Regions from separate parts of the Homo sapiens genome. Here regions 1, 2, 3, 4, 5 and 6 are each linked to region 7. A link is a loop called in an ENCODE intact Hi-C map of the cell type or tissue named here. Cell type or tissue: heart right ventricle. All regions are shown on one strand.

Region 1 (4,000 bases), 580 kb before region 7:
AAATTTCTGGTTTTTCCCCCATTCTCTGTTTTTTATTACAGAGATTATTTTCTCTCTCTTTATCTTTTTTACACACACAAACTCATACTCAAGATAGAACTGAAACTAGTGTGTGTAAATATAGAATATCTACTAGCACATTCGTTAATTAAAACCTCGTTTGTTTATTTTTTGCTCCATTTAAACTATAAGGAAGATACTACAGTATCCTGAGAATGATGATTCTATTAAAACACTAAAGAAAGATCCTTAAGCGAAACTGTAAGCATTTGAAACAAAAACAAAAATTATCTCCTGCTGAGGTCATAAGGAACACATAAACTTAGGAGACCTTGCTTAAAGCAACAATTATTATAAATTAAAAATGACTCTTAATAATGGTTGTATACACTGTAATTTTTCCTAAAAAGAGATCATTATGTCCTCAGTTACTATATCACTTAGAACTCAGAAAGCAGAACCATTATGAGTGATATGGAAGTACAGGTTTGTTATAGGAGCTAGATGACGCATAATTTTTGAGACTGAAAAAGTCTATGGAAAGCTGTTGCTGCTACATCGGTTTATGGTTTTGATGCTGTTGTAGGTCATCAGGGCTGCCAGTCAAGAAAAAATGCTGGACATGAACTAGCATATATCAAGGACCAACTGGAATCTGCAAGGAAAAAGTGGAACCCATGCCTGTCTCACCACCTCAAACCTTGATGACATGGATGGGTGACACACAGAAAAAGCTGGTGCCCTTTCCCACAGACCTGCAAATGTGCCTAGTACAGGACATGGAAGGGCTGAAGGATGAGATCCAATGGGAGTTGAGACAGCTACAAACCCAGTTACTGGCTACAAGCTCAGTTGCTAGCTCACCTTGGCACAGGACTGGCTGAGCAGCTCCATGACGATGTGCATGAACTTCAGGGATGCCTGGAACCCTACATCATCCTTCAAGGTGTAATGGCTGCTGCTTTACTTTTACCTTGCAAAACTTGTGCAAATTTCTCTTGTGGCCAATTTTAATCAGGAGCCATAGAAGGAAGGGCATTCTCAGAAATGTATTTCTAGCTCAGTTAATTTGACACTGAGCAAAAGAAGAAAATATGACAGCCCACTCCTTGTCAACTTGGTACCCTTACAAACTTCTTTTAAGCATATTTAACTTCCAGGTAAACATGTTAGAACATGATGCAACTACAATTTGTACAACCAAAAAGACACTTTCTCTATGAAACAGCCTTATAGTCACACTCTCCCGCTGATATTCTGTAACTTAAATATTGAACTATGACATTAACCACTATTAACATGCCTTATATTGGATTATAGAAAAATAGAAGAGGGGTACTAAGTAATTTTTACACATACACACATATACAGTCATGCACCTTGTAACGATGTTTCAGTCTACGATGATGGTCCCATGAGAATATAATGAAGCCAAAAAATTCCTATTGCCAGTGATTTCTTGATGATCCTGATTTTGTGCAGGCCTAAACTAATGTGTGTATTTGTGTCTTCATTTTTAACGAAACATTTAAAAAGTAAAATAAAAATTAAAAAGAGATAAAAGCTTTTAAATGCAAATTAAAAAGAAGATATTCTTGTACAGCTATCCAATGTGTTTAAGGTAATTGTTATTACAAAAGAGTAAAAAAGTTAAAAATTTAAAAGCTCATAAACTAAAAATAAGCTACAGTAAGCTAATTTCTTATTGAAGAAAGATTTTTTTGAAGTAAATCTATTGTAGCCTAAGTGTACCATGTTTATAGAGTCTACAGTACTGTATAGTCATGTCCTAGGCCTTCACATTCATCCACCGCTCACTCACTGACTCACCAAGAGCAACTTCCAGTCCCGCAAGCTCCATTCATGGTGAGTGCCCTTTGCACATGTACCATTCTTCATCTTTTATACTGTAATTTTTACTGTCCCTTTTCTATGTTTAGATAAGCTTAGATGCACAAATCCTCACCATTGTGCTTCAATTGCCTACAGTACTCAGTATGGTAACATGCTGTGCAGGTTTACAGCCTAGGAGAAATGGGTTCTGCCATACAGCCTAGATGTGTAGTAGGCTATACCATCTAGGTTTGTGTAAGTACACTCCAAGATGTAAGTATGATGACAAAATTGCCTAATGATACAATTCTTAGACTATATCCCTCTCGTTAAGTGAAGCATGCCTGTAAATAAAATTAAGAAAGAAATACTCATAAATATTAAGTCCTCATTTCTGCTATTGGCCATATGGTCATAGCTTGTATTGATGACTTCCTTCTTGCACTGCCCACTTCATATTTCCCTTGCCCTCAGCAAGCACCTCACCTTGCTGTGATCCCATGCCTGGTGGAGTGATTAAAACTCCATTCCTAAAGTGTCAGCCATGAGAAGTCCTGTCTTTATTGGGCTACCATGGTTTTATATTAACTTTTGCCACAGGATAAGGGAATAAAAAGCAGTACCCAAGGTGACCAGGGTATTCCAGAAAGCACCTACTCCCGTGCCCACTCTATGCTGGAAACCCAGTTTCCCCCCTTGATAGTCAGCATCAAACACTTCAGCCAATCCAGTAGCCACTTATTTGCATGCTGATTTACTGGCATCACAGTTCTCAGGGAGCAGTCTCGACTTCCAATTTAACAGGAGTGTTACTGTGTTTCCTGGCAGAAGCATTATTCTTCTGGAAAAGTAAAATGCCCTAAAGCAGCAGAGCCCAAAGTCACCAGGACTAGAAGCAAAAATACTGTTAGTGGATCACAAAGGGTAAACTAAGAGCAGCTGATCTCATTCCCATTCCTTGATCATGTTATGGGAGAAACAGCACTATACTTTGGTTGCTGATTTGGGATATGTACTACATCCATAGGACACTACACCAGCCCTATAAGATGATGTCCCCCACTTGGGAACATAACAAAATCTTCAAAAGTCCCTTCCTTATCCACACTTCATTAGCTGTGAGATGAGTTCCTTGGTCAGAAGTAATGCTACGTGGAATATCATAACAGTGAATAAGGCATATACAGTTGGTGGTTTTAGCAGAACAAATATGTACAGTGAAAGCATATTCATATTCTAACCAAGTGTCTGTTCCAGTGAGGACAAAATGCTGCCCCTTCCACGATGGAAATAGTCCAGTGCCATCATCCTGCCAACATGTAGCTGGCTGACCCCTCCAGGGAATGGTGGTGCCAGAAAATCTTGTAGGTCCTTTGGTAAACCAGACCCAAATATTTTCTTGTTCAACGATGATCAAAGGGAACTCTCAAAGAGGCCACACCTGCAGTTGAGAAAGAGGAGGCCATGTAAAAGGTGTATGAACCATGAGCTTTTGTACAACTTGCTTACGAAACTTACCTGTGCCTTCATGACCTGTGCAGGCTGGATCTTATATTAACCATTTCCATTTGATGAGGGGATGTTGCTGTGCATACCCAACTTCATGGTTTGGTAAGACAACACCTACTTCATGTTGGGTACCTCAGGTGGCACAGAAAATTGATGACTAATGGTCTAGCATTTAATCTTTACTAGTTCCCAGTAACAGACCAGAAACTATTTCTTAAAACAAGAATTGATATCTGCAGAAGATGGTATAGCCTTATTGCAAAATGATAAGAGTCTCCACAGTTATTTACCTATAAATGCATGCTATGGGCTGTTAACATCATCCCATTGCCCATGGACACTTCAAGCACCATAAGATCTGCTAGGTCCTAGGGCCCAAGTGGTACAGCAGCTTGCACATCAGCCTGGACCTGTTGCAGAGACGTCTCTTGTGCTAGGATCTACACAGAAAGCTGGCATCCTTTCGAAGTTATTTGATAAATGAATGTAAGAAGCACACCCAAATGAGATATTTGATGTCTCCAAAATCCCCCTCTAGGTATGTCCCCTTTTTTAGTGGTAGGAAATGTAAGACACAGCAACTGTTTTTTTTAACTTTGGAAGAGATATCCCAAACTCTTCAGTCCACTGTTTCTCTAGACGTTTCTAGGGATGGCAG
Region 2 (4,000 bases), 450 kb after region 7:
TTGATTCTACTCATTTCCATTTTTAAATTGTTCATTTGTTTTGAAATGTTGTTTTGGATGTCTGTTGTCTTAGCTCAGCAAGCTCCCTTAAAGAATCATATTTAGTCACTTTATTTTTGAATTCCCATTTTACTGAATAGTTCTATAGAGATTAATTTTAGTAAGTTCATTTCTTCTCTTTCTTAGATCAGTTATTTCTTCCAAAATAGATTATTGATGTACAGTTTACATTTTTCCCTCCTGCTGCAATACGTTTGTAGATTCCACACTGGGTATTTTGGTTAGTTAATTTCAATTACACAAATATTTTAAGTGGACAGCTTTGTTAACACTTTTTATTCACACCACTACACCAGGGGTGACAACTTCTTGAATCTCTTCCCATGTTTTGGATATCTGTGTTATTCTTCCGTGCACTACAGTTTTGCCTGCTCAGTGTTCTGTCACATGAGAGAATGGTTATTAGTCGGCTGGGGCTGCTATGACAGAATACCACAGACAGGGTAACAACAGAAATTTATCTTCTCACACTTCTGGAGGCTGCAAGTCCAAGACCATGGTGCTGGCAGGGCTAGCTTCTCCTGAGGCCTCCCTCCCTGGCTTGTGGATGGCTGCTTCTCCCTGTTCCCTCACAACATGGCCTTTGCTCTGTGCATGTACCTCTTAAGGACACCAGGCCTATAGGGTTAGGACCCCACCTTCATGACCTCATTTCACCTGATTACTTCCTTCAAGACCCTGCCTTCAAATACAGTTACAATGGTTAAAGTTAGGGCTTCAACATATGAATTTTGGGAGGGGTCACAGTTTAGTCCATAACAAATGGGTACAGGGAGGATGAGGATTCAGCCAGGCATCTATGCAGCCTGGTCATTGCCCTCATTGCTGTGGTTTTGCTAACACACTTCAAGCTGTGTTCACTCCCCTGACTGGGCTGTACACGATTCCAACAGAAGCTCTGGTCCTTCAGTCCCCCAGGGAGTCTCAGTCTCAGATGGCCAGTCTGGGCCAGTTTATCATCCACTTCCTAGCATTCTCAAGGCACAAGATGGACAGAGTATGAGATGGTCATGTTAAGACAATCACATTGGAAGTTATGAGGGTAGGAAACAAAACATCCCCCTCTATCTCAGGGTTCATCTTTCCCACCTTCCTCTCCTGAGGCAATTCATTTTTTATTTAGTTTCCATTTTGATGTTTTGTTTTCGACTGCCTTTCTGTTTATTGCTGGAGATGGCTAACTCTGGGTGTTTATGATAGAGGTTTCCATAGGCCATATCCTAGCTATTCTCTCCTTTCTCTGAAAAGAGGAGGACAATCAGGAGGAGACTGTACCTTTGTGGAAGTTGCAAGTCTTTACCCAAAGCTGCCCAAACCATCTCCTGCACCTACTTCTAAAGAAGAGCTTTTTGAGTATTTCACACATACAGGCCCCCTGTGGAAGGTCAAGTTGGGAGTATAAAAGAGATGGACCACCAGGCGCAGTGGCTGATGCCTGTAATCCCAGCACTTTGGGAGGCTGAGGCAGGCGGATCACGAGGTCAGGAGATGGAGACCATCCTGGCTGACATGGTGAAACCCCATCTCTACTAAAAATACAAAAAAATTAGCCAGGCGTAGTGGCGGGTGCCTGTAGTCCCAGCTACTCGGGAGGCTGAGGCAGGAGAATGGCGTGAACCCAGGAGGCGAAGCTCGCAGTGAGCAGAGATCGCGCCACTGCATTCCAGCCTGGGTGACAGAGCAAGACTCCGTCATGAAAAAAAAAGAGAGAGAGATGGACCATGCAAATTTTTGGAAATTTTGTTTGCTGGTCTCTAGCCTTTGTCTCTGACTGATACCAGGTTATTATTTTTTCTTCTAACCTACTGGTGGTCTGTATTGTAAGGCTGACAAATCTGTCTTTACTCTGTCATCTTAAAACATGTTTGAGATATCTGTTTTAGATAATAATAAGTAGACAAGAAATAATGCTGGTAAATACATAAGGAAAACATAATATACGGTAACATGTGGCAAGCTCTAACTTGATAAGCTTCCCTACTCCTCCCACACTCCACACTGTAAGTAGATCACATATTTTTATTACAGTATTTTAATATCACCCTTGCTGTTTTCACCTAGAGCCAGGGTTTCTAACCAAGTCTATTCATAGACTTTGGAGGTACTGTGTGCCCTTAAATCGTATATGAATGGTGTATACGCACTGGTATGTTTTCAGAAAGTGGATTATTTTTCATCAAATCCTCAAAAGGATGTGAAACATAAAAACTGGTTATCACTGACCTAGAGGAATGAATGGGAAGGCTGCCAAGAATGGGTAGCAATGGAGAATGAAAAACAATTTATAACAGTTTGGATCTATCTCAATAATAAAATAAAGTAAAAGGGTTTTAAGTTACATAGAATGTGGATAAAAACACATAGACTTCCAAAAAAGTTACACTGTGGATCTGTCTGTGGCCCTAGAAACACAGTTCTGCGGGAACCACAGAATAATACGATTACACACAAGAAACAATTCTCACTCAGAGGACCTTTCCACGTCGACCCATCAATAAGTACAGCTTACTCTGTGCTTATTAGCACATTAAGCACAAATAATCTAATTCCTTCATTAAATGATGAAAATAATGACTAATCCTCTTAGCGGTCATTTCCCCCCATTTCCACCTAAACATAAATGACATTCCAGAGAAATCAAGTATTTGAAGCCTTTCCTAGGAGAATGTTTCAACTTTTACGTATTGCTGGGGCAGAGAAAGACAGACAATTGCCTAAGAATGGGATAGCCTAGAAATAAATTCCATTTTCAATCTACGAATAAAGCAATGTTGATTCAGCAACAAATTAAAGAGTACAGGAGATGGATATTGAGAATAACATTGAGATTACGATCTACATTTTGAGTTTCTGATGTCAACTGTTTCTTTATATGAACATATACAGAATTAGTATCATTCACAAAGGATTATAAATCTTCCCCATAACCTATTAATCCAACTACTTTAGAGATTTACTTTGGCACAGGCTAAAATCTGTAGCCCATGTGCACTTCTGGTAATTAAGAATAAGTAATAATGACGACAAACACCACACCAGCTGTGCAAGGATTAACAAGAACTTTCTTGTGCACACAGCCAGGCACCGGCATGTGTGGCTCAAGCAACTATATAAAGCTCATGACTTTATGAAATCAAATACAGGGATTTCCTTTCTTACTCCCACACATTCCAACAGAGACATACATAAGCACTTTTGTGCAATTTAAACTTGAAGCCATCCATGTAGTAATGTTGACTGAAACACTATGCATCATTTAAGCTCAAAAGGAAAAAAATACAGCCTTGTTTTTCTTGGGACAGTAGAAAGACCACAAGGAACTTTCTAACTGTGTGGCTTAGCTGCCCGAAATCCCTTTTGGAAGAAGTCAGGCTATAAATGAATAAAGCAAGCTGTGTGACCTTGGGCAAGTTAATTTCAGCTCTCCAAGCTTCATTTTCTTGCATTGATCTGTAAACTGCAGATACATCAATACTATCTACCCTTTCAGGGTTGGCTGTTGATTCACGGTTTGCATGAACTAGAGCTTGCCCATGTCTGAAACACCAGCTCCTCACTGAGCCTTTAATGCCTACCCTCTCCCCCAAGCAGACTAGAATGCTTAGGAAAAAGAGTTTTGTATTTCATAATTATATCCATTATATCCTCTGCAGGCCTACTACTGTGAATGGAATAGGTAAATCTTCTGAAGACACAACTATGTTGACTCACAAATAAATGCTTAGTACACGAAGTCTTTAAATTGCAGAAATGGTGTTAACCTGGCTTTGAACAAAGCAAACGACAGGCTCCTTGTAGGTCCAAACTCAGACGATCTCCAGACCATGCTACTGGGTTTCTACTGTGTCACAGTTGCACAGCTGACTTTCTCACTAAATATTGGACTTCTAGAAAGCATGACATGCTTTTTTAATCTTTTGTACCTGTTCACATAGCAGCT
Region 3 (4,000 bases), 230 kb after region 7:
GAGTTCTTCTCCTTGTCTTCTCAGTTTATAGCTCTAGGCTTTTTGAGTACTTGATTTACAGCAAATACTCAAGCCCAGTCAGAGGGTGGAAAACTTTAGACTATTCTTTTTCGCAGAATTCACTATTCTGGATCCACATTTGGTGTTAGAAAAATGTAAATGGATAAGAGGAGAGAAACATCAACTGGGGTCAAAAGACAGCAGGGGCAAACCAGCATAGGTCAGCAAAAAGAAAAGATGGAAAGAGGAAGGACCTCCATTGGTAGGATGAGACTACAATAGCAGAGTGGATCTGTTTTGGGAAGACTTAATTAAATAGGACAGTCATGTCATTCCAGTGAGTTCCAAAGACTCCATTGCACAAGTAGCCTCTTAGGGAAGTTCAGGAAGGTATGACTGGCCCTGTCCCAAGGCTGAAAATCTCTGAGGTGTAAGTACCAGGTGGGGATCTGTGGGAAATGAGAGATTTTTCCTGTGCATGTCCTAAGAGTTTTCTGTATTCGTATTCTGAAATGGAAGCATAGTTCTCTGGACAGATTGCCTTCCTGTGTGGTTTCCACTAGGTTAGGTCTGGCAAGGGAGGTCAACAGAAGCTTCATATGGTGAGTTTTCTCCCAGCCAGAGACTTAAATACTTTCCAGAGCTGTAGCGGGGAACTCTGACCACGGGGAACCCATTGCAGTCATGCAAATAAGTGCTTTGCCACAAGTCAGGTTGGTTTATCTATGCTTATTCTGTTAAAACATACTATATAAAGTTCTTAAGTGTCATTTGTATTGTCTTTACTAGCTGTCTTGCCACTTTTTGCTCTTGATATAATTTAACTTTCAGTTTCAGTTCACGTTTGGCTTATCCCCAGCTCTGTGGTGGTGGCTTTCAGCAAATGTGGCTTTGGTAAAAAAGACTTTGGCCACCATCTAAGACTTAGCTGCTTGTGGGTCTGATCTGTAATTTGATACCTTTGGAGACCGTACCTCTGGTTGTGATCATGAGCTAGGTAACATGTTCAGATAGCAGGGTGATTTGACATTCAAGATAAATAAGTTGTTTATCAGTAGGACCATGTCTGATACTACTTAGTCAACAAAGCAAAGATCTGGGCATATAGTAGGTCCCAACTGTTCTCCAGAAACATTTGTGGGAAATGTCTTTTTTAAGTATAAAGATGCCTGGGTACCATGTCTGATTTAATAAATTGAAAGGATTTAATAAATTGAAAGTATTTTGAAAAGTTTCCAGTAAGGTTCTGATACCCAGCCAAGGCTAAGAACTGCTATATGCACATGTGGCCCTCAGAGTGTAGCAAGGGTGCCAGAGCCTGTCTGCTTGGGCTCAAATCTTGGCTCTTTCATTTACTCTCGGCAAACACTTAGGCAAGTTACTTCACTGCTCCCAGCCTCAGTGTTCTCATACGTAAAATGGAGATGCTAAGACTGTTTCATGGGATTGTTATCTTAGTTAAATGATCCAATAAAGTGCTTAAGCACACTTTTGACTTCGGCAGTTGACCAGGAAATGCTATTTCTTCTTTGGTCATTATCCTAGATCAGGGACCAGATCTGGCCCCCTGACTATTTTTGTACTGGGAACTAAATGGTTGGGGGGGTGGTGGGGAGTCAAAAATATTTTGTGATATGTTAAAATACATGAAATCCACATTTCAGTGTTAATAAATAAAGTTTTATTGGAACAGAGCCATACTCATTCATTTATATATCATCTATGGTTGCTTTCCCATTATAATGACATAGTTGAGTAGTTGTGACAGAAACTATGTCTCACACTTTGGGAGGCCAAGGCGGTTGAATCACAAGGTCAGGAGATCACGACCATCCTGGCTAATGCAGTGAAATCCCATCTCTACTAAAAACACACACACACAAAAAAAATAGCTAGGCGTGGTGGTGGGCGCCTATAGTCCCAGCTACTCAGGAGGCTGAGGCAGGGGAATTGGTTGAACCCAGGAGGCAGGGCTTGCAGTGAGCTGAGATCGAGCCACTGCACTATGGCCTGGGCGACAGAACAAGACTCCATCTCAAAAAAAAAAAAAAAAACTATGCCTCAAAAAGCCTAAAATATTTACTATTTAACCCCTTTGGAGATCTCCTAGATCTTTGCAGTGTTCAGAGCCTAACAGGTTAATTGTCACCTTTCTCAAATGGACAAAAGAATGAGGAAGACTTTTCACTTGATGTTCTCATGTTTTTGGTGCCAGTGTTACTTTCCAGGGTATGTTGAAGGGCACATAAATTCAATAGCTATTTTAACCTCAGTGTTACAAATGCATATCCTTGGTCACGTGTGGCATTGCTGTGATGCAGTTTAATGAATTACCTCCACCTTCTCCATACTGTTTATCCACAGCTCTCCATACTGTTTATCCTCAGCATTTGCTTCCTCATAAGGAAAGCCCGGATCAGCTTCTGTTAGCTTGCCCAGCAGTCACCACCAGCATGCAGCAGCAGTTCATGGATAAACGCCTCAAGGGCATTTAATAACATTGCAGTTTAGTGAACTAGAATAGTTTTCCAGAGAACTGAGTGTCAATTTTAATGTTTTTTTCCTGATACTTTATGAAACACCAGAGGCATCTAGCTGTGAATCCCAAGGACATAAGGGTAACACCATTCAGGGACATGCCTGTATTCTGGATGCCTTGTTTTCCCTTTTCATACCCCGAACAGACTTTGTGTTATTTATCCGAATGCCAGCTTCCAGGATTTGTTTTTCATGCTTAGGCATAAAGATAAGAATCCAAACACGGAGGGAAATAGAAGGCTAGAATCCTGCCCAGTAGGGCTTCGGTGGAGAATGTACTCCTTACCCAGGCCCCCATCCCCTTGTTGAAGGCTGCACGCAGCCCCAGGCTGCATGCCTGGGTGCTCTTGTCCTTTCAAGGCTCTTAATCTGATTTCTCCAGATTGAAATCAAGCCAGCCAAGATGTTTTGTTTGGCCTGCATAATTTTTTTAACGTTTTTAATTATTTGCCAATATTTAAAAATGGGGAGATTTCATATAAACTCTCGACGTCCAGCCTCTCCTGAAGTAGTGAAAGGTCTGGCAACACGGAGCCTGCATTCCAGCATGCCAGCCATTGGCAAGCCCTGAGCAGCAGCTGTAGCAGCTGCTCTTTCCTTGAGCCAGGGCGTGCAGGCTCCTGCTGCCTCACTCATTTCATCATCTCATGGCTCAGCTCTGTGGCAAGATGCTGGATCCCACATTTCCTAGATGCGGCTCAGGTAGCTTCTCAGGAGCAGTCTTCTCTTCCCTGTTTTCTTAGTTATAGGTAATTTTCAGTTGTCCATCTGAATGGCTAAATGGTCATGGAGCCAAATGCATTCATGGGGACCTAGATCATGATTTGGAAAATTTTTATTTTTGTTTTTAGGTTGAAAAGACAACCCAAATTGTGGAAAGTGGGTATATAACATAGTTGTTGTATTACTCTGTTTTCCTTTTTAAAAAAAAAAACTCTTCAAAAACACCAATAAAAACTGCCTAGACAATATGGTATGTAGACTGACAAACAGGAGATCTTTCTTAGCTTAAGGCCCAACTTTAGAATCAATATTAATAGCTAAGTTATTTAGCAACCTATTCTGCTAAGCACTGCCCTTGGCATCTGAAAATGTTTCTTCTGCACTTCTCAATAATCTAGCTAGGTAGACTATACTTTTACAATTGCACAGAAGTGGAAATAGACCCCTAAGAAGTAAAGTAACTTGCACCAAGTCATAGCTAGTGAGCAGATGAATTTGATTTCAACCCCAGGTCTTCTGATTTAAAGTCTGACATCTCTCCATTACCTCTGTGACCTGGGGTAAGTCCTAGTTAGAATGAAAACCCCTGTATTTTCTTCCATAAGAAGTGAAACTTTCTTTTCAATAATTCAAGTTAGTATTTAATATTCAAGCTTCAAGGAGAACCATTTGCACCATTTTTCCCTGCCTTTTGGAGCTCAAGAAAAAGGGGACTATGTAAGTTGTAAAGTATTCCATA
Region 4 (4,000 bases), 160 kb after region 7:
TTTTTGCAGTGACCATATGGTTATTGTGAAGATCCATGTAATTATTTGTAGAAGTGAATCACAGGGAATTTTGATTGCTGTAGACTCTAAACAACTGATCCATTTAATCAGATTTTTTTTTCAATTCTGTACAGCCTGATTTTTACTAGCCTATACAGTCAGAAGCAATTAAATAAAGTCCTACAAAAGACAGCAGAGACTGGCTTAAAGCTAAGTTGAATAACACAGCTGGGTTTTTACAGTGTTTCCTTTGGTCTGTTACTCTTATCAGTGGGCTTGGTTTAGCATATCCCCAGAAAATTATATTCCTGTAACTGCCAGAGAAGTTTATATAACAAAATGATTTGTGCCACACACCCAGGCTTGTCCTGCAATATCACTTTAGATAAAGCAAACATTTTTCAACTATTTCTATTTAATACATTGCTTCCAGACTGTTCTAGTCATATGTTAATTACAAAACAAATGATGTATAAAATTTCATTTGTTTTTAATTGTCTTTTTAAACACATATTGCAAAATCATTCTTTGAATAAAACTAACATGTTAATATTTTCCCTCTAGAATGAATTCTGTGAAAGATAAATGTATTTTATAATGTATCACATATGTGAAATAGAACATTGATAGGAATTATGCAAGAAAGCATCGCACTTTTTAAGGTAACAGTACATTTGACTGTCACTGAAGTTACTTTATCACATCTCCACATGTACAAGACAGGGAAGCAGTTGCATTGTGTGCCAATGGAGGAAGTTTTTTTTGTTTGTTTGTTTTTGTTTTTTTTGAGACAGAGTCTCACTCTGTCACCAGGCTGGAGGTCAGTGGCACAATTTTGGCTCACTGCAACCTCTGCCTCCTGGGTTCAAGCGATTCTCCTGCCTTAGCCTCCTGAGTAGCTGGGACTACAGGCGCACGTCACCACGCCCAAATAATTTTTGTGTTTTTAGTAGAGATGGGGTTTCACCATGTTGGCCAGGATGATCTCAATCTCTTGACCTCGTGATCTGCCCGCCTCAGCCTCCCAAAGTGCTGGGATTACAGGCAAGAGCCACCACGTCCGGCCTGGAGGAAGTTTTTAAATTTCAAAAGGAGAAGTATATTTTCTGGACTTTTCTATAAACCAGTTTGTTGCTTCTCTTGTTGATGCCAGTAGAATTTATACAACTCCAGCAACATCGTTTGGGAAAGAGCCAGTTTTTCCTGTCTTTCACAATAGAAGTTACTGATTAGAAGACCCTAAATATTTTTTAGCATTTTCATGTCCATGATAAAGGCTGCAACAAGGGGTAAATAACTTTCCTCTTATGGCAGAAAATATTCTTATGAGACCCCCAGTGCACTTTTTCAGTATGGTGTAATCACATGACAGTTGTAGGGTAGGACCCTCAGAACTGCAGCTCACATCAAGAGCTGTGGGCTCCGAAAGTGAACCATATGTTGCTGTAGTCCAGAGAGATACCAAGAGAATTGGCTTCTGAGTCCAGCAAACCTAGATTCAAGTCTGTCCCTGCCAGTACCTGCTCTGTAACTAGAGGGGAGTTATAGTTAGCTTTTACTAGCCTGAGTTTTTTGTATATGAAATGAGAACAATGACCAATAGTGAGAAGACTTTTTTGTAGGACTGAGTAAAATAATACATGCAAAGACCCCAGCCCCTCAGTGCTCTCAGGTCAACACATATTAATTTCCTTCGTCTCTCTTTGAAGGTCAGAAAATTTGGACAGTGGCGTAGAATTACAGTGCTGTGGGCCAGTGTGCCATCTGATGGCAGAAAGCACTAATTGGATCTCTCTGCATGTCAGTGTAACATAAAGCTTGGCTCACAAGATACAAAGTCATAGATCCTTTCTCACCCTCCTTTGCTGGTAAGAAGGCTCTAACTGAGATTCTTGACAGCAAAATGGATGATTAGGAGTTTTTATAGTAACTTGAATGTATTTATTCTTTTACCTGATGTGTTTTAAAAAAAGAAACCTATCATTTGTATAGGTAAAAGTAAAATTGCTAGTGTTACTGAACACAGCGTGAGTACCTAGTCTTGACACTGTCATGAGCTATCGACACTCAGACATGTTCTTTTATCCTTTGATTCACACCTTCATCAGCAAATGTGTGTTGAGTATTAATATATGATACCCCTTTTGCTGGAGACTCAAAAATTAGAAGACCAACCCTCTATTTATAGGCTTATAAGCCTATCAACTCCTTCAGAGTAGAGGGTTGGCCTTCTAATTTTTGAATCCCCAGCAAGAGGGGGGAGCATTCCATACATAAGAGTTATGTTCCATACATAAGGCTCTACTCTAAAGAGTTATGTTCCATACATAAGGCTCTACATAACCCAGAGGAATACATGTTGGTAGAGGCAGATCCAGGCCAGACCTCCTGCGTGCTCCATTAGGCCCCCACCCCTTTGCTGTTGCAGTGTCTCTTTCTTCTTTATAGACTTATCTCTCCCGTGGGACAAGGTATGTGGTAGAAGGTCAAGAAAATCTTTCCTGAAGTGAATCGAATTAGTATATGATACTTTGAAAGTGGTCATTACGAGGGTGGGGAGAGCCTGGTAATCACTCGCAGTCTCAGTTGTCTCCTGTGTGTTATGAAAGAGTTCATGTCCTTTTGAATCTGTGGCAACCACTGGTAAACATCAAATAATAATTTGCCAGAAACTGGTGAAATCAAATATAAATCAATGTACAATGTACTACATTCTTTGTTGCCTAAGCAGCATTTATGAATTAACCAAGTAATGAGTTATGTTATTTTTTATTATATAGGTTGCATAATTTTTAGCACTTTTCTTACCATATTCTAAAAACCAATAGAGGGATTGTAAGGGCCTTTTGCCAACTGAACTATGAAAAGGGTAGATAAGGCACTGAATATATGACTATAAATGAAGTTCAACTGAAAACAACCTCAGGTTCAGATGATTGTTGTTTAACATTTTTTCAATTTCTTGAGCCTTTCAGGGTTTTTAAAGCACTTGCAAGCCTGGTGATCACCATGGGAAAAACACTGAGAGTTATTGGGGTCACCATTGCTCTTGTGATTCCTTTATCAATAGGTTCTTTATGAAAATAAACTTGGCATGAAGGGAACACTGTAAATTCTGAGGGTTGTAACTGGGTATCATTTATTTAAAAGTTTAGTGATCCTTTGAAAAACCTCACCAATTTTGTAATGTTGTAATTTTTAAGACTAACCAATGGTGCTTATGTTTTTCCTGATCCATTCAGTTCTCTGTAATGGCTAAAATTGGCTTACCTGACCCCACTCTTAGGCAAGGTTGTTTTCATTTTTACTTACTTTTATGAAAGCTATCTTATTCCTTTGATTGCTGCTGCTTATCTTTAAAATGACCCAATTAGTCTGATTGTTTACTTCTTCAAAGTGCTATATGTTTGCACTTATAACACACAGATTATTTTAAATAACGTTTCCTTGTGGTTTTGCTGTATGTGATTTTTCCCCCTCAGCTCTGTTTCCTTCCCGTTCCTTCTAACCTCATCTCTGATTTCATTGTGTTTTGTATTCCTCATATTCCCTACCAGTCCTTTAGCTTGTATTCTTCCCGCCATAGCCTTTGCCTCTTTTTTGCAGTCCAGTAAGGCCCACTCTGCCTATTGATGCCATGTTTTGCTTATGTCCCTCTCTTATATCCCTTCCTTGGTGTTCTGCCTTTTTACCTATTCTCATGTTTTCTTCACTCTTATTTTCCTTCTCTCATCAACACTCTTGGAATTCTTTAGTCTGCTCTTGCCAAATGAGTTTTAGGCAATATCAGGATATTTTTGTCCCCTGGGACTGCACCCCCTCCAACTCCCCCACTCCCACACACCCTGTGTTTAACTGGGACTTTCTTCCTTGTTTTCTTGCTCTTTCTCGTTGGAGACTTTGTCACTATCCTCTCTGCATTCTGCTAACACAACTTGTTCAATGAATGTTTGTTGCAGGAATAGACTGACTTTTCTAATTTTATCCCTACTTTTATGCA
Region 5 (4,000 bases), 97 kb after region 7:
CAGCCTTATAACATTACCTTGGGAGCGGTAAACTGTAGTGTTATTTGATACCAACAATATAGACCATAAACCTTTCTTTTACACTTTTCTGGAGACTCAAAGAAATTTAGCAAGTAATGAAAAAATTGTCTAATGGGAAATGGAAGTCATGAAATTAACTGTGATACTGTTTGTCATACATTAACATCAACAACAAAACATCAAATGTGTTATAAACACTAAGGAAAGTAGTTATTATGAATTTTTTTTTCCCCAAGCCACCACCAGAACCTTTGCAGAAAGGAGAGAATTCTCATTTAAGAAGGTTTGCTTAGTCGTCAGTCCAGGAAGTGTCTTTGTAGGTATTTGTCATCTATTTTGTAGGAACCTTTATGGGGCTACCCTGCAGAAGGTTATAAGTCCTTCTTTCTCTGAGTACAATTTCTTTTCTTTTAGGTTTGTTTTCTAACTGACCTTGACAGCATTTCCAACAGGCAAAATTATGAGTTGTCCCTGGAGAAGTGCTTCATTTCAGACCCAGGTTATAGTACAAGAGACATAATGAAACTAGAAAAAAAAAATAGAGAGTCAGCCAAATAAAAAGATCATTGACAAAAAGGGACTCTTGTGACACAGGATGCTTTTAATACCAGAAATGTGAAGACTCATTTTGCGTCGTTTGTACTGGAATTTTCAACAAGAGGTGACAGAGTATGTGAAACCATTGTTTTATCTGTGTCAGGTTCTGGGTTAATGGTAAGGAAGGATCTGCTTCAGGCCTGTGATGTTGTTGCCACTGCTATGAAACAAATGGGTAAATTAATTGAGTAATTCAGCAAATAATGAAAAAACTGTCTAATGATCGTTTCATTTTCTTTCTTGAGTTATTTTACTCTTCTTTCTAGAGCTATTTTCCTTGTGCTTGGTAATACTAATTTGCAGCAAAAATAGAGTAACACTTAAGGTAACCTTAACACTTGAATATGGTTGAAAAGTCGGAAGAAGGGAGGAGAGTCATTCAAGCAGTTAAAATAGGTAGAAGAAAATGTCTGCAGTAAGGCCCTTTTGATAAAGCCAATAAACAAGTAACAGGTTTCTTGGATTATTGTATATTAGAAGGAGCAAATTAAAAGCTGAGACCATACATACTGAAAGTGGTAGAATAGGATATTAAAACCCTTACAAGTAGACATAAGCACTTAGCACAGCAATTAGAGAGCTATCTGTTATCCAGGCAAAGGATCCTATAAACCTCATTAGCTCCCCAATGACACCTCTGTGTTTACAACCAAGTACAAAAATTGGAGTTCATAATGATGACCCTGGGAAGGTGTAATTACATTTATCTCATGCTATACAAAAAGGCAGAGAAGAATAAGATTTCTCTTTGGATGGTAAAAATAAGAGTTTGGGCAGGTACATGAATAAATTTCGTGAATTTGGAAAGCTGACTTTCATTTATTCTACTAATATTTTCTGAGCACGTCCTATGCTCTAGATAGTTTCTAAGTGCTGGAGATATAAAAAACAGATACAATCCTTGCCTTCATAGAATGTACAGAATAGTAGGTGAATTGGACATAAATCACATAGTGTAAATTACCACCATGGTAAGTGCTGCTCTGGGAGGACAGAGCATATTGTAACATCATGTTTGTGGCTGATAGGGCTGGTGGGGGAATGTAACTTAAATCCCCAACCAAGTGATTTAGACTTACCAAAACAGAGTGTGACTTGAGACCGGGCTGCTCTGAGATGAGCATTGCATGCTCCAGTCTCTCAAATTCTCCAGAGGGAAGGAGAGAGAGACACCAACCGAGAGTGTCCATTCCTCTTCTCTTCAGAAACACCTGGGGTGGGAAGTAATGTAAAGGAGAAGTGCATGGTGCTGGGATAATTTATAATCCTGATCAAGGTCTTTAGAAGCTGTATTCTCTTTCTTTGCCTTGATTTTTTCATCTGTAAAATAGGCAAACAGGGGTGGCCTATTGTAACTCATGAGTTTGTTGTGAGCTTCAAATGAAGTAATTGGTGTGAAGTGCTTAAGGATGTAGTGATTGGAAATTGTAAGCCATATAAACCACCGCTGCTACAGTGGTGCAGTGGTGGTTGGCTGGTTATTATTATTATTACTATGAAGGAATGGTATTTATTTTTGTGTCATGAGGTTGTAAGCTCAAAGAGTGCAAGAAATTTGGTTTGTTCACTGCTGTAGCCCCATCGGGGCATGCGTAGGTACTCAGTAAACATTTGTTGAATAAACGCTTTGGGAAAGTTAGTAGGGAAACAGTGTGCAAATGTTTATTCCCACTGGTGCATTTACTGAGGCCAGCGTATCTTGAGAGAACACTGATTTTATTGGGTATGGAATGAAGAATTATGGGGAAATTAATACTAGACATACATAATTTTAGAATTTGAAGAATTGTAGGGATTATCTAATCCAAGATTCTATAGTGGTAAGCGAACGTGACCCAATAGAAGGGGTGAAAGGAGATGTCGGTTGAAGATAGAGTATTCACTTTTTCTATTCTTTAATTTGTTTTCAGACATGGTATCTATTTGATATTTCAAATAATACTGGAGGAACATTTCTGGGTGGTTGGCAAGAAGCATGGGTGGGTTAAGGAAAGGTGAAAAACGCTGATTTAAAATACATGCCAGTTGGAAGGTGATGCAACAAAAAGTTGGAAATTTATACAAAAATATACATAAAATGCAGGAAAATTAAATTACAGTAATATAGTTATTTTTCACTTATTCCTGTTTCAGAAGCCATTTGTTCTTCTACCTGTGTTCTAGCTTAAATATCCTTTGCAGTGCTTTTCTTACGTGGCTTCACAGCAGAATTTGACCCTTAGGTCTACTTCCTGGTTGCTCAGAGCCTTCTTGCCTTCCACTGTACCACATTGTCTGGCTTTATCGGCTTATTCCATGTTTTCAGCTCTTCCTCGTCATACCACTCCATGTGTTGAACCCCACAATTCTATCAGAGACAAACTCTCATTAGTGCTTCTTTTTACTCTTCCAAACTTCAGTTACTATCTGTATCAGTGCTGCCCCATAGAAATAGAATGTGAGTCATAATGCAACTTGACATGTAATTGTAAGTTTTCTAGTAGCCACACTACAAAAGTGAAAAACTGAAGAAATTAATTTCTATAATTTGTTTAGCCTGGTATATCAAAATATTATTTCAACATATCAGTATAAAAATTGAGATCTTACATTCCCTTTTCATACTGTCTTGGAAATGTAGCATGTATCTTATTTATAGTACATTTCACTTTGCCCTAGCTGTATCCCAGGTGCACCATAGACAACATGTGGCTAGTGGCTACCACAGTGGGAACCTGTATGCCTGAGGCTCACAAATACCAAGTATTTGTCTTTAGTCCATAACTTTCACTGGGCTCTAAACCCATGATCCAGTTTCCTAGGAAGCACTTCAGACTCGGCCTGTCTACAGCTAAGCATATCCTCTTCTCTTCCTTCGCCCAGCCTGCTCATCCTCCAGTGTTTGCATCCCATGAAAGATGCCTTCATCTACAAAGGATCTGTTCGCTGTTCCCCATCATTGCCAGTTCCATGGACCATGTCACCACCGTTTTCTATCTGGGCTATGTTGATAGCCTCCTAACTGCTCTTTCTGCCTTCATTCTTGCCATAACACAATGTTGCTCACAATTCCTGCATTGTTCTAATAGTCTCCCCAAGATATTTTCATAGTTTCCATTGCCTTAGTATAAAGTGCAAACATGCCTTATTGTATCCATCAAGGGTCATTTCCCTGCCTGCCTTTCTGGGCTTCACCCTCCCCTCTCTCCATTTCAGCTATCTTTGCTTTCCTTCACTTCTCACTCTCACTATTGTCTGCCTGGAGCATTCTGCCCTCTCCTCTTATGTAGCAACATTCATTTTGTCCCTCAGATGGTTTTGGTAGAGAAGTCTTTCACTGCCCTTGGCCTAGATCGGTCTCCTCACATCCTCCATAGCTCTCATCATTTGTAAAGCCTTGTGT
Region 6 (4,000 bases), 68 kb after region 7:
CTATAACAACCTCTATGGCTCATGTGAAGGAACCAGTGATTAATCGGAGTGGAACATTTGATGAGGTCCCTCTGGCTTTAAGTTTACACTTATCTCCCTGTATATCTGGCATGCCTATTATCTAAGTCTGGGTAACCCTTTGCATTGACACTAAGGCTTCCATGCCATGCTTGCCCGGTCTTCATTTGTACCACACACCCATTTCTTTCTCAGGTTCTGCTGTCTCCCGGGAACTGGGAGGCCCTAATGCTTATATCCCCGAGAAGATCTCTTCTCCACCTGCCACCAAAGGCAAGGAACAGAACAATGGAAACAGAACAGAAATAAAGTCTCAGGAAACTACTCTACTGCAGAAGTATCTGACATTGCCTTGGTGATTCCTCTACTTAGTATTCAAGCTCCCATGAGATGCCTCTTCCAGGCTGTAAGAGTTTATCTACTCTTTACAAATGTTCACTGTCCTGCTGTTATGATGATTGTTACTATGATATAGGACACTACCTCAAAACCTTTTTTCTTTGCATCATTTCCCAGCTGCCTACTGCTTTGCTGCTTCCCCCAAATTCATCTGCTTTTTCCTTACCTTTTCTCTTTCACATTCTTGCCAGTTGCTGTGCCCCCTCTGCCACTGAGCCAATCCCTTGTCTCAGTTTGTGGACAGCATCTATTTTTAAATAAAACTCTCTTTGCTGTCCCCTACTTTTGGGAAGAGCTTCACAATAATTGAAAAGACATGTTTATTCCATAGGAAACACCATCATTAAGTTTTCTTCTCCACATTAGCCACAGGCTAGTGCCCTCATACCATGCAGGTGTGGATGCCACATTCACCTCCTGAGACACTTTCCTTGAACTCTTATCTAAAATTTTATACTCTTCTTCCTGCCCCAAATCACATCCCCTCATTCCTCGTTTATTTTTTCTCTTTAGCAACAATCACTATCTAATAATCTATACATCATATGTATTTACCTTTCTTTTGTCTTCCTTCCCTACCAGAATAAAATGTCAGTGAGAAAACTAAAAGTTAAATTAGAAATATGTTGTCTTTTATATTGGTAGTCAAGATTTAAAAAGTGTGACCTAAGCAAATATGTTACCCCAGATATAATATGTAAAGAAATTGAAATATTAGTATACTTAATTTTAATTTCCATTTTATTTGGGCATAATTTCAAAAAAAGTATAACTTTGAGGAAAAAGAGTTTTTGTTGTTGATTTTAATATGTTGGTTATAAAACTAAGTTTTCATTACTGAAAATAAATTAGGAATATCCTGTATTAAAGTACTGATTGACTCTCTAATATAATTTTTCTGTTATTTAGTCTATTTTTAAAAATTTCTAATAACATAAGGATATGTATTAAATCTTACCAACAAAATTTTAGTTAAAGCTTTTGTTTCAGGTTTAGCTGCCCTTGGACGGCAGAACTACCTGTACTGCCAAACATCATGCTTAAGCTTTTGAAATTCTAAAGTTAAAACTAAATTAATAGATAGGTTGCATTTTTATAAGTAAAATAAATGATTACTGAAAGTTTAAGCTAAAACTCTTGGAGCTCTCTCTTACCCTTTTAAAGACTCATTTGGCCATATTTTGAGAGTCACTGAGGACAGAGAAATGTAAAAAGGAAAGGGTCTATTGCATGTGGGGCTACATTCCTTCTTTCTTTCTACAATATTTGAAACACACAAAACCAGCAGCACTACACTGAGCCCTTTGTTCTTCCTGTTGGGCAAAACACTAGATAGCTTACTGTAAATATGGCCAACTGCCAAGCTGTGGCGCAGATTCTTTTTTTTAAATACTGTAAACTGGCACAGGCTCAAGAATTACAGTTCTTCCTTCCTTTTATTTACTTTCTCCTTCTACACCAAAGAGTTTCATCTATGGCAAGAGAGAAAAACAGTTGTTGTGGTTAAAATGCCCAGTCGTCGTGGGTTTTTTTTTTTTTTTTTGCCTTACTCCTGACCTTGAATAGATTTCTTTTAAAATAAGCAGAATAACGTTATTATTCTTAAATTTTAAAAGAGCTATGTCCTTTCATGACCAATGTAAAGGACTGAAGTAGAAAAGTGGGATGAGAACTGAGTTGAATTCATAATATTTGTTAATAGCATTCTACTTTAAAAATTGATTTTGTATTGGTGACTTCCTAATTCTCTTTTGTTAATGTCAGAGATATTATCTTGGTTTCACTTATAGTGATCTTAGAATACTTTGGTCTTAGATTTCATTTTTAATGCACCTGCATTATTTTTGACATTAGTAACTTGCTTCCCCTTGTGTTGGAATTTGTATGGCTGCAACTGAGTTGAAAAGAGGCACAGGGAAGGGTGCGGAGTTCTGCTTTTCAGCTGTAGGGTGTGTCTCTTTTGAAACTGTTTTTTTTAATTCAAGAAAAAGCTTGGAAATTTTGTATTTTTTGAAAGAATTATTTGCTATGCGTATTAAAATAGACGAGCAAAACACCAAGGATCTGCATTATTAAAATGACATGCCTCTCACAAAAAAGAGAGATGTCAGAAATCAGTAGATACATTTTTGATGTAAATACCATCTTGTCAAATATATTTTAAATTTTTGATATAAATACCATCTTGTCAAATACTTTAAATTTTGCAGGGTTTTTTTTTTTTTCTTTCTTTGAGATAGAGTCTTGCTCTGTCGCCCAGGCCAGAGTGCAGTGGTGCAATCTCAGCTCACTGCAACCTCCACCTCCCGGGTTCAAGCAATTCTCCTGTCTCAGCCTCCCGAGTAGCTGGGATTATAGGTGCCCACCACCACGCCTGGCTGATTTTTGTATTTTTAGTAGAGATGGGGTTTCACCATGTTGGCCAGGCTGGTTTCGAACTACCGACCTCAAGTGATACGCCAACCTCGGCCTCCCAAAGTGGTGAGGATACAGGCGTGAGCCACTGCATCCAGCCGATTTTGCAGTTTTATTGATGAATTTTGTACAGGGAAACTTCTAGGTCTGAGTAGAAATTAAATGTATATTGTAATTATTTTTTCAAAACATCAAAATAAGATTTTATTTATTGTCTTTACCCAATGCACTGACCATTAAAATTATTTTATACAGTAGCCACGTGACAACATATTTACTTTTTCATTTCACTCATTAATCTGTTTTCTTTTAAGAAGGAAATCTCACTAGATGTAAATACAAGGATATTTGTCTTGTTTTCAGATATAATGAAAAGTAGAGGGTGTTATGTTTATAATCAGATTTTGTGTCAGTCTTTTTGGGAGATACAGGGGGATTTCAGAAAGCACAGGTGATTAACCAGAGATAGGGAGCCTGCTTCTACTAAGCTGCTCTACCAGTTACTGGGATGAATTTTTCAGTAGTGTCATATATTTTTAATTTTAGGGGGATTTTCATTGGACTGATTGAAAATAATTTTAAAACTTGGGTAAAATATTGGCTACTTTGCCTCAGTTCCCTTACACAAATGAAAATTTAGGTTATTATACTGAGGTCTGAGCATCCAGGAAGTTCTTTTATACATTGACATATATAATTAACAATTGTTATTTTTTCTATTTTCTCTAGAATTTTCATGTACAGTTTCACCTGTATACTGGATAAAGTTATTAAGCTGGGAGTTAAGAGGCAAGCTTCTTACCCTGGCCTTCATTGAATAATAATCTGACCTTGAGGATATTGAGTCTTTCTGGGCCCGGTTTCCTCATCTGTGAAATAATGAGTAGGACTAGGCCTTCTTAGAAGTTGCTTCCAATGTGAAGAGTCTAGACAAAATTCTATGATTATTTTGCCTTTTTAAGAGACTGGAATTTATGAATAATGAGAACATGATATTCTAATGTAGTGAATATTTAATTTATATTCAAAGAATGTAGGTGTAGAGTGTTGCATAACTTGAGGAAATTTTTCTTGTATCCTTAGTTCCCACTGATTTTAGGATCATTTTTCTTTTATGATAGGCTATTGTTATTTGATATCATTCATAGAGAGAATGTGAGTAAAAATG
Region 7 (4,000 bases):
CATATCTATCCATCCTTCTGTCCATTTTATCAATCCACCAATGTTGCTGCATTTTATTTTTGATGCACGCACTTCCAAATTAGTTTGCAGACATCAGTACACTTCCAAATGGTTCTTTTTAAAACTCACTGAATGTTATTTTTCAAAATATCTGATACGTAAATATTTTCTTGATCACCATCTTAAGATATACCTTAAGAATGCAGTAAATATGAACCTAGAAGCCTTTCCTACAAATAAGAAAAGCCAAAAGGTTGTTTTACTAGAGGCCAAATTGTTACCTTGAGCCAGCTAAGAACCGAGTCGTGCCAAAACTGTGTAGGTGATGGAGGCAATGGGAAGCTCGCTGTCAGGACAGTGGGAATGTGGAAGGAGAAAGGCAGTGATTGTTTTAACAGGGCACCTCGGTGTTTAACACGGGTCTATGTGGGAAGGGATTAGCAACTTTCACAGCTATTTAGGAATAAAACGGGAAAGAACCCAAAGAAGGGCGGGGGTGGAAGGGGGCAATAGAGCCTGCAGAAAAAGGAGTGTTAAGCCAGAAAAGGGGTGTGTGTGTGGTCAGTTGGTGGGGTTTAACTGAGTCAAAAGGGACCACAGCAGGGGAGCCGGTTAACTGGTAGTGACACTCACACTTCTCCCCCCTCCCAAACCCCCAATCTTCCATCTAAGGGTGTGTGTAACGGTGCGGGGGAAGAGTCTGGGGCAGAAGCGTACCTCGCACACGCGCGTGAACACGCGCGCACACACATGCACACGCATACATATCTCCTGACGTGGTGATCTCCGTGGCCGGGGTGGGGGCGTGGGACTCCGGGGAGGCTCCGCAGAGGGGCAGCGGGCGCGGGAGAATCCCGGGATCCGGGTTCACCCATCCATCCTCTGTCCCCTGCCGCGTGCCCGCGCGCCGCCGGCCGCCCGCCTGCCGGGCCCAGTCGCCCCCCTTTCACTTTCGCGTCTGCGTAGGTGTCTGCCCGAGCGGGCACGAGGGCGCGGGGGCGCGCCAGGAGACGCGGGGGCGCGCGGCGCGCCGCGAGCGGAGGAGGAGGGGTCCCGGCTCTCGGCCCCTTCCTCGGCTTGCCCCGCCGAGCCGCCTCCGCGGGCGTCTGAGCCGCCGTCAGAGCGAGGGGACCGGTCGCGACCGCAGCGCCCCAGCCAGCTCCCCGCACGCCTCCGCGCACAGACGCCCGCTCCCTCCTCGGCGCCCCCCCACGGCGGGGGTGGGGCAGAGGCGCGGCGAGCCCGAGAGGGGCGGGGAGAGGAGCAGCCTGGCGGGGTGGGCAGCCGAGGAGCAGGAAAAGAAAACTTTTCCCTCCCGCCCCCCGCGCGAGGTCCCCAGCCCTCGCCTCCCCCCGCAGGTGGGAACTGCACCTGAAGCCGGGCGCGAGGTCAGGGCCGGACTTTGGAGGGCTGCGGGCAGGGCTGAAGGGGGTGCGTGCATTTGGGCTCAGTTTTCCTTTGGCCTCCAGGTTGTCAGTGGCCGTAGTGGGAGGGCGGCTGCCGGCGCCCCTGCCCGTTTCCCACCCGCGGGTGGCCGGACGCGGTGCCGCCTCCTCCCGCTCGTGAGGGCGTGACCCGGGGAGGGGGGCGCAGGCTCCCCCTGCGACCGCCCCCTCACACACGCGCTCGGCCGCCGGAGCTGTCACCGGCCACCCAGGGCCCGGGGAGGGGGCGCGGAGAGTGGCGCTGCGGAGCGGCGGGCGCGGGATCCTCCTGCCGGACTTCCCGGCTCCCAGGGACGCCGCTGTCAACGCCGAGCGGACGCGCAGCCCCGGGAGAGGGGCCCGCCAGAGGCCCGGCCGCCGCCGCTGGGGGCGGGCGGGTGCCCGCGTCCCCCTCTGCGCGATTTGGCGCCGCTGCCTCGCCGCCTCTTGTAGGGTAACAGCACTATTGCTCTACCCACCGTCAGCAGGGCGACTGCCACTGCCGGGATTATCATCCTCTCCATCCTCACCGCCGATCAGCCAATATTGGACTTGCTGGTGGCGGCGGCAGCAGCGGCGGCGGGAGTCTAGCCGTTCCCCTTCCCCCGCCCCAGCCTCCCCACCATGTCCTAGAAAAGGTGAGTGCAGCGACAGTCACTTTGCGCTGACAGCGGCGAGAGGGGGTCCGGAGAGCGCAGGGGCGGCCCCGGGCAAGGCAGGTTGCGCGCCCAGGGCAGAGGGCGCGGGTTGGCGAGCGGAGGTGGGATGCGGGCAGGAGACGAGTTGCCCGCTGGCGGCCCTGGGGCAAGGGTGCTGGGTGGCGGGCGAGTGATCGCGGCGGCTGCCCCTGCACGGTTCTAACCTAGATTTTGCAAGAAGCTGAGATCCAGGGCAAGACCGGCCCTCCTCAAAGGAGATAAAAACTTAGTAAAAGAGACACGTCCATTCCTTTAATAATGAATAATTCGGCAACGCTTGCGGAGCCGCCGCCGCCTCGCGTGCCCAGGCTCTAGGTCCGGGACTCCCCTTGCTCCCGCCCGCCGCCCGCGCTCTGCCGACGTGAGATCGATGCCCAGTTCGCTGGGCCGGGAGAGTGCGCGTGACGGTGGGCCCCGCGGGAAAGTTGGGACGCTCGGCGGGGACTCCTGGCTGCGGGGACGCCGGGGGCAGCTCCAAGCTGGGGACCGAGGGGCATTAGAGTCTGGGGTCAGGACCAGCTCGCGGCGCTGCCGCTGTCGCCCCTATCTCCAGGGAGTTCCTGACTGGAGCGGCTGAGAGTTCAAGTCTCAGCCCTGGGTTAGGGGTCCGGAATCCCGGAGCTTAACTAACTGTTAAGGAGAGGAGGGGCCTTTGGGCACAGGGTGTCCCCCGGTCCCCCGCCTCGGGCTTTGGCGGGCGCGAAGCGAGGGTGAGGCGGGAGGCCGCACAGCTGCCGCCGCCGGGCTGCGGGTCGCCGAGGGCCGGGGGACCAGATTTAGGTGTATACGTCACTGATGCTGACTCCGGGCCAGCGGGGAGCCTAAAACGGGGCCTTACATGAGAAGCCTAAAAGTCCTTAGAAATCAAAGTTAGGAACCCCATCCTTTTGCTTAGTAACTGCAGCATTTGGGTGGGCGGGAGGAGAATCGAGGAGGGGGCGGTTGGAGGGAAACCGAAATTTCTTCATGCAGACAACCGATCCTTAGAAAACAGTTTGGTTCCTTCCCCCCTCCTGTCTGTTTCTCCCACTTATGTGACCCACCCCCTCCACCCATTATAACGTGAATATCCTCGATGGTAAGCTTGCTTTCAAATTGAACTAGTGGAAAAATCCAATACTAAAGTAGTAAGTACAGTGACAAAATTATAAGGAAGTAGAGGAGCAGCTCTTGACCCTGCCACTTCTTTCATTTATCTTTCTCTCTCTCTCTTTTTTTTTTTTTTTTTTTTTTTTTTTTTTTTGGTGTTAGGGGTCTAAGGGATGGGAGGAAAGCTGTGTTTAAAGGGTTTTTCCAGCACGGTTAAAACAACTAAATTCAAATCGAGTGAACGTGATCGTCTTGCTCGCTGGCAGCGAAGGCTGCTGCTGCTCTGCTGAGAGGTAACTCTGGAGACAGTGGAAAGGGGCTGGGAGAGGAACCTCGAGGGTCGGGTGAAGCCCACCCAGAGTCCTCCCCGCGCGCGGACGCTGTTGGGCGGCGCCAGGGTCTGGGCTGCAGCTCACCTGGAGCTGCAGGTGGAGAGCGTGAGGGGACGACACTTTGCTCGCGGAAAAACCGACTTCTTCCGCGTCAGCACACTTTTCACATCTCTCCAGATATCCTGGGGTCGGTCAGAAGGAGAGCAGGGTGGACGTAAGCAAGTTTGGGGCGGCCGAGCGATGGGGGTGGGGGCAGCGTGCGGAGGCCGCCTGATGTAGCCACCGCCCGGCACCCCAAGCTCCCGCCGCGGCTGCGGCTTTAAGGAAGCTGCCGAGTCCAGGCTGTGTCGCAGCAACTTTGTATCAGTCATGTCGCCCGCCTGGTGACTGACAGCCTGGATTGTCCAATAAGAAGCCCGCCTGACCCGTGCGGCGTGGAGCCTTGCTTCTCTTCGGG

What was found. A loop is a pair of places that touch in the nucleus more often than their neighbours do. Peaks named below come from ENCODE experiments on the same cell type or tissue, not always from the same donor. Only the 100,000 strongest peaks of a DNase experiment are listed, where the experiment ranks them.
Region 1: it touches region 7 in a loop (2.7-fold over the local background); 7 of 110 quality-filtered maps call a loop at or near these places.
Region 2: it touches region 7 in a loop (2.4-fold over the local background); 5 of 110 quality-filtered maps call a loop at or near these places.
Region 3: it touches region 7 in a loop (2.6-fold over the local background); 16 of 110 quality-filtered maps call a loop at or near these places.
Region 4: a loop joins it to region 7, with 3 times the contacts of the local background. A loop is called at or near these places in 31 of 110 quality-filtered maps.
Region 5: a loop joins it to region 7, with 2.4 times the contacts of the local background. A loop is called at or near these places in 7 of 110 quality-filtered maps.
Region 6: a loop joins it to region 7, with 2.9 times the contacts of the local background. A loop is called at or near these places in 16 of 110 quality-filtered maps.

The regions. Positions count from the first base shown.
Region 1 is chr4:149,022,578-149,026,577 of GRCh38, reverse strand. It overlaps LOC107986195 (a long non-coding RNA gene), which reads right to left. Exons shown (of 4, transcript XR_001741441.2): 4 at 1-3,274. Among named protein-coding and RNA genes, the nearest start is that of LINC02430, 130 kb to the left of the region's middle. In heart right ventricle, no CTCF peak of the experiment used is centred here; no DNase peak of the experiment used is centred here.
Region 2 is chr4:147,993,490-147,997,489 of GRCh38, reverse strand. All of the region lies in intron 18 of ARHGAP10 (Rho GTPase activating protein 10), which reads right to left. Among named protein-coding and RNA genes, the nearest start is that of MIR4799, 210 kb to the right of the region's middle. In heart right ventricle, no CTCF peak of the experiment used is centred here; no DNase peak of the experiment used is centred here; H3K27ac peaks cover 2,398 bases.
Region 3 is chr4:148,213,835-148,217,834 of GRCh38, reverse strand. All of the region lies in intron 3 of NR3C2 (nuclear receptor subfamily 3 group C member 2), which reads left to right. Among named protein-coding and RNA genes, the nearest start is that of NR3C2, 230 kb to the left of the region's middle. In heart right ventricle, a CTCF peak has its summit at 2,404; no DNase peak of the experiment used is centred here; H3K4me3 peaks cover 832 bases; H3K27ac peaks cover 3,496 bases.
Region 4 is chr4:148,282,493-148,286,492 of GRCh38, reverse strand. All of the region lies in intron 2 of NR3C2 (nuclear receptor subfamily 3 group C member 2), which reads left to right. Among named protein-coding and RNA genes, the nearest start is that of NR3C2, 160 kb to the left of the region's middle. In heart right ventricle, a CTCF peak has its summit at 1,775 (motif pointing left); no DNase peak of the experiment used is centred here; H3K27ac peaks cover 157 bases.
Region 5 is chr4:148,345,897-148,349,896 of GRCh38, reverse strand. All of the region lies in intron 2 of NR3C2 (nuclear receptor subfamily 3 group C member 2), which reads left to right. Among named protein-coding and RNA genes, the nearest start is that of NR3C2, 95 kb to the left of the region's middle. In heart right ventricle, no CTCF peak of the experiment used is centred here; no DNase peak of the experiment used is centred here.
Region 6 is chr4:148,374,106-148,378,105 of GRCh38, reverse strand. The region is part of intron 2 of NR3C2 (nuclear receptor subfamily 3 group C member 2); the gene reads left to right. Among named protein-coding and RNA genes, the nearest start is that of NR3C2, 66 kb to the left of the region's middle. In heart right ventricle, no CTCF peak of the experiment used is centred here; a DNase peak (open chromatin) is centred at 1,772; H3K4me3 peaks cover 872 bases; H3K27ac peaks cover 1,184 bases.
Region 7 is chr4:148,442,588-148,446,587 of GRCh38, reverse strand. It overlaps a transcript of NR3C2 not described here. Among named protein-coding and RNA genes, the nearest start is that of NR3C2, 2.2 kb to the right of the region's middle. RefSeq lists silencers at 841-980, 1,741-1,790, 3,977-4,000 and an enhancer at 1,951-2,040. In heart right ventricle, a CTCF peak has its summit at 1,772; DNase peaks (open chromatin) are centred at 1,077, 1,277, 2,947, 3,957 and 3 weaker places; H3K4me3 peaks cover 4,000 bases; H3K27ac peaks cover 3,817 bases.